Regions from separate parts of the Homo sapiens genome. Here region 1 is linked to region 2. A link is a contact called in ENCODE Hi-C or POLR2A ChIA-PET data. All regions are on one chromosome and are shown on one strand. The core of a region is the stretch at or near the end of the contact, and the rest is flanking DNA. Distances in the headings are between cores, read along the strand shown. Region 1 holds the start of HTR2B (5-hydroxytryptamine receptor 2B). Region 2 overlaps PSMD1 (proteasome 26S subunit, non-ATPase 1).

Evidence for each region. Hi-C counts contacts between places; a loop is a spot of excess contacts on that map. ChIA-PET counts read pairs that join two places held with the same protein, here RNA polymerase II (POLR2A). Pooled maps may share reads with other maps.
Region 1: a loop to region 2 is called in a map of endothelial cell of umbilical vein, with 2.1 times the contacts of the local background. The contact joins the promoter of HTR2B here to the enhancer-like site in region 2. A Hi-C loop is called at or near these places in 8 of 168 maps with a recorded cell type or tissue (IMR-90, PC-3, aorta and 5 more), 1 of 37 single-sample maps with no recorded cell type and 4 of 50 pooled maps. POLR2A ChIA-PET finds 5 or more read pairs at or near these places in 7 of 52 experiments (GM12878, H1, MCF 10A and 4 more).

The regions. Positions count from the first base shown.
Region 1 is chr2:231,123,711-231,126,410 of GRCh38, forward strand. It overlaps HTR2B (5-hydroxytryptamine receptor 2B), which reads right to left and starts at 1,332. Exons shown (of 4, transcript NM_000867.5): 1 at 1,262-1,332; 2 at 1-420. The coding sequence starts at 54. The region is part of intron 16 of PSMD1 (proteasome 26S subunit, non-ATPase 1); the gene reads left to right.
Region 2 is chr2:231,160,795-231,163,623 of GRCh38, forward strand. PSMD1 (proteasome 26S subunit, non-ATPase 1) reads left to right here. Exons shown (of 25, transcript NM_002807.4): 20 at 546-715. Among named protein-coding and RNA genes, the nearest start is that of ARMC9, 36 kb to the right of the region's middle. Within about 2 kb of position 1,322, at least 5 of the 41 ENCODE cell types and tissues checked have a DNase peak (open chromatin) inside an H3K27ac peak, as active enhancers do; they include PC-3 and endothelial cell of umbilical vein, where a contact is called at or near this core.

The DNA of each region.
Region 1 (2,700 bases), core at 82-2,581, 37 kb before region 2:
AATGTGCTCAGGAATTGTGCTTTGAAGTTCAGACACTCTGTAAGAGAGAGCCATTTGCTGTTTTTCTGTGATTCAATCCCGTTCCGAACAGTGGTCAGCATGGTTAGTAGCTAAGCTGCTCATCTGTTTTTTTAAGGCATTGTAACCATGCCAAACACTCAAAAGCCAAAGTTGACACCTTCCTTTAAAAAAAAAAATTCAAGTTCTCTAAAATGAGCGCATACACACATCTGTCCATGTTTGTAGGTAAGATATCCAAGTATTTATTATTTTCTAGAGGCTTAAATTTAGGAAAGCTCAGTGAAAGAAACTGATAGCTGTGAAAAAAATAGGATATATATATATTTTTAGTTTCTCTCTCTCTCTTTTTCTGCCGTAGTTGTAGAGTCGTGTTTGAACTTGCATGCCAGAGAGTTCCCCCTAGATACAAAATACATAGACTGCATTATTTTATTCATTTCTGAAAGTGGTAAAAACACTTGAACTTCATAGCCCTTCCCTTCTTAGTAAGTCTGTTGTGCATTTGTGACAATGCAGCCAATTCTCCAAATATACTGTATTTCTGATGTTGCTCAGTTAATGAAACAGAAGACACATTAATTTTTTCAATGGTTATAATAAAAAGTTAGGTGTTTCCTGACCCTTGAATGTCTTTTTACCTTTACTTACAGAAGAATAGAAAAGTCGAAACACAATAGTTCAGAATAGAACTTTTAGTATGCGCTGGCCACCCACCTAGAAACACTCAAAGCCCAACAAGGGTCTAAATAAATGTTTTACCAGCTAGGGATCCTTATATGTAATTAGCTTTGTCTTATCAGGTTTGTGAGTACTGATATAAATGTCATTTTAGATTTCCTTTAGTTTGAGAGAAGGAAAAAAAAAGGTATTACTAGGATCCAAATAATTGTGTTTAGTAATTTCATCTCTCATGGTATGTCTTTGCAACAATTGTGTTCTAAATTTAATCACTAAATTTGCCAAATTCAAACCAGTTCTTTTTTTGTTTTAAGTAGTGTTTATTTTTTTAACCTTCCCAGTTGCCTTGAGAAGAAAGGGAAACCAAAAGGAAGATTAGACCATTTATTTGTTCATCAAATGTACAAATCACGTTTTTAAAAACTCTCCTTTAGCATTAGTAAATTTTTCATTTTGATTTTTAAACCGCTGAATAGAAATGAAAGATTATGATAGCAGAATTCTTGAAGATTAAAAAAAAAAACCTTTAGATTAATTCCATATGTGTTTATTAAATGCTTACCTCTGGTTTCGTTGTTATTTTGCTGAGCATGTCATCTTATCTGTTCACTAGACTTGCTTGCTGCTGTGACTGAAATCCTCCTCCCATTGACTTATTCTGAGCCTCCAGCACAGGCGGTTGAAAGCAGTGAAACAAATACGTTGTATAGCTGCAAGCATGCCAAGGAGGTTATTTCCTCTTTGATACATTCATTTTTAGAGAGTAGCAGCATTCATTGTAATTCATAAAACCACTGTTAAGCATGTTGAACCAGTTCATGGCCCTTATTCAAGTTATATTTTTAAGAGCTCTCTTTAATATTTGGGGGGACTGTAATAAACTTGATCATTTTAGCTTCAGATAGTTTTGTTTGGGGTTAAGCCTGAGCTGTTTTTCACATTTGAGAAAAAATAAGATATAATCTAGCTATTTTAGAGGTTTCATTCTTTGAAGATTCTGCCGTTTTAAAAGCCTATAGTGATTTCTACAGTTCTGATTTCTAGCAGTGAAACAAGATTCTTATCTAGCTTTTGTGCCTTTGCTGTGGAACACCATTAATTTGCTCTGGTTGCAACCTTATATAGAAGAGCACAGAAAGGCCTGAATTCTACATGTATACATAGGTTTTAGCAGAAACTTTTTTACTGCTTATTTTTAAACAGATGATCTCTGGGTTTAGGAGTGGTTCACAGCTTTTTTTCCCCATAGACTTTACGTTGGAGAAAATACAAGTAATGAAAATACGTTTTTGCCTTATTTCAGAAAATTGGTGTTTAAATCTTAATAGTTATGCTATTTAAGTTTTCTGTAACCATAAGACTAGCTTAGTATTAGAACCTCAGCATTCTCAAGGTTTCCTTTTAAAAGATCATTATAGATGCATATTTTAAAATTAATTACTTATAAATCAGTGATGACATTTGTGCCCTTTTCTTGTTTCAAATTTGTATTCCTTTGCTCATGTTGAATGTTATTGGAAAATACTTAGTTCATTTTAGCTCTGCTGAGCACTTCAGATTTTATTCAGTATTTGCTGCTTTTTTAAAAACTCAAAATTTACTATATTAGAAAAAATACTTGTGAAGAATTCTAGATGAAATAATATTCAAGAGAAATCAGATGTTTTTTAATGTACCAGAATTTCTATTCAGGAATATGAAAATATTTTAAGGCAAGGTGCGGTGGCTCATTCCTGTAATTCCAGCACTTTGGTAGACCAAGACAGGTGGATTGCTTGAGTCTAGAAGAGACCAGCTTGGGCAACATGGCAAAACCCCATCTCTACAAAAAAAACCACATAAATTAGCCAAGGGTGGTGGTTCACACCCGTAGTCCCAGCTACTGGGCGGCGGCGGAGGGGTTGAGGGTTAGGGGTCAGGGGAGACCTGAGGCAGGAGGATTGCATGAACCTGGGGGAGGTCGAGGCTGCAGTGAGCTGAGATCACACCACTGCGCTCCAG
Region 2 (2,829 bases), core at 72-2,571:
CACTTCCAATTTTGGAGAGCCTGGATAACTCACTAATTCCAAGGACTGCATATTAGACTGCACATATGAATTGTGCTTTTAAAATCATCACCAGATGTTTCCCTACTGCAGCACTTACAAATCTTTATTATTGCCTGGGTGTAGTGCCTCACATGCTTGTAATCCCAAGACTTTGGGAGGCTGAGTCGGGAGGATCATATGAGGCTAGGAGTTTGAGACTAGCCTGGGCAACATAGTGAGACCCTCGTCTCTACAAAAAATTTAAAAATCAGCCAGGTGTGGCGGCCCGCACATGTAGTCCTAGCTACTCGGGAGGCTAAAAGAGGAGGATCCCTTAAGGCCAGGAGGTCGAGGCTGCAGTGAGCCATGATCGTGCTGCTGCACTTGGGTGCAGTGTTTCACTCTGTCACCCGAGCTTGGGTAACAGTGAGACCCTATCTCTTTAAAAAAAAAAAAAAGAAAGAAAGAAAGATATCGTTATTATTGTCCTACTATAATAATAGGACAATACTATTATTGTTCATGGTTTCTCTCTTTTTCTACAGGTGGTCATAATGTCACAATCTCCTTGCAGTCCAGGACTGGGCATACTCATATGCCTTCTGTGGTTGGCGTCCTTGTATTTACCCAGTTTTGGTTCTGGTTTCCTCTTTCACACTTCCTGTCATTGGCTTATACCCCTACCTGTGTCATTGGCCTTAACAAGGACTTAAAGGTATGTCTGTGAGACCTCAGCTTTGTAGTATTTCCTGTTCACCGTATCTTATTCATATTTACCGCCCACTTGCAAGGATTTCCATTAAATTTTAAAGATGAGTTAACATCTTATAATAACATTTTCCCTTCAAGTTGAATCGTCACCTTTTTGAATGGAGTGTGTCATTGAAAGTTTTGAAAAGCATATCTCCTTACTAGCTGTGTAACTTCAAGTAATTAGTTGAGAAAGAATGGTGAGAGAGGGGGCTAAATATAAACATACGAAGAGGCTTTATATACCACTCTGATGAATTTTATTTAATACTAAAGCCTGGGAACTGTCGAAGGATTTCAAATGATAAATGAACATGAGATTTCCATTTAGAAAGATCTTTCTGGTATCAGTGGAAACTCATTACAATGCTATTGCAGTAGTCTGGGCAAGGAAGAATGCAAACCTAAACTAAATCTTCCAGAGTTATCTGATACTCGAGTGGTTGATGGAAGAAAGAATTATTACTAAAGGGAAAAAGCAAAATAGGAGGATGACCCTTTGGTAGAAGCAGGAAACAAGACCAACTGTGAGGAGCTAGGGAATCTGATGGAATGTAACTGCTGACTTAAGTCAGAAATTTAAGGCACTGCGTGCCCTGTCATCACATTTGTGGTCATATTTTTTTAATGGAGTTTGTGTTTAGGTCTTTCTTAGTCCTGTGACTTGATGATTCATCTTCTTGTTCTTTAAAAGTCAAAAGGCTTTTTGACCTTTAAATAACTCTTACATCTGGTCATCACTGTTGAAATGTTCTACTAAATTTTCAGAGTGGAAAAGTTTTAGGCTTAAAACTGACTGGTAAAAATAGAATATTTCTTTGTATTGATTTTTCAGTATAGCTGTACAGCCAGTTATCCTTCGTTAAGTGTTTCGGTATTAAAACTGCTCACATTTGTAAATATTGAGCAGCTTTATTGTCAGAACAAGAATCCCTTGGTTTCCCAATCCCCAACTTTTAACATTGTAATTAAACATCCTGTATAACCTATTTTATTCTCTGCCAAACAATTTTATGACTGCTGTTTTTACTCTTTGTGATGAAAATGGGATGGAGAAGATAAGGTTCTTTGTCCTTATGGTGGTATTTATTATCATCCTCCATCAATGCAGATTGGGTAAATAGAGAAAAATTCAGGCCGGGTGTGGTTGTGCACATCTGTAGTCCCAGCTGCTTGGGAGGCTGAGGCAGGAGAATCGCTTGAACCCAGGAGTCAGAGGTTGCAGTGAGCTGAGATTGCACCACTGCACTCCAGTCTGAGCAACAGGGTGAAACTCTGTCTCAAAAAAAAAAAAAAGAAAGAAAGAAAGAAAGGAAGCCGAGGCGGGTGGATCACGAGGTCAGGAGATTGAGACCATCCTGGCTAACACAGTGAAACCCCGTCTCTACTAAAAATACAAAAAAAATTAGCCGGGCATGGTGGCGGGCACCTGTAGTCCCAGCTACTCGGGAGGCTGAGGCAGGAGAATGGCCTGAACCCGGGAGGCAGAGCTTGCAGTGAGCTGAGTTTGCGCCACTGCACTCCAGAGCCTGGGCAACAGAGCAAAACTCCGTCTCAAAAAAAAAAAAAAGAAAGAAAGGAAAAATTGAGACCAAAGAACTTTAAAACTGGTCACTAGGTAATGTGAAGCTGACTTTCTATTAGGCTCATGTTACACTCTTACAAGGCATGATTATATATGGTGTGGAAATTGTATTCAGGCTAGTGTAAGTTACTAGTCTGGTACAAAGAAGGGAAATGGCAGTTTGTATGCAGGATAGACCATCAAATGCTTTACAAAGGAGAGAACAGTTGATCTGATGCTCACACCATGAATAGGACTTACCCATTGAAGCAGGTTGGTTTGTTCATAAAGATAAAGGGATGCCCATTCAAAGGCACAGAGATTAAGAAAAGTATAGAGAACTGCAGGTAATTCTGTAAAGAACCTAAAAACTAAATCAGTAAAAGTAGACATGGCTTTCAGAGAGGAGTCATAACATAGTTGAACATACAGCCTGCATTAAAACTTTGGTCTCCTTTTGTATCCGTATGCCTGTGGAGAGCACAGAGTACTTAAAGCCAATGTTATTTTAATGG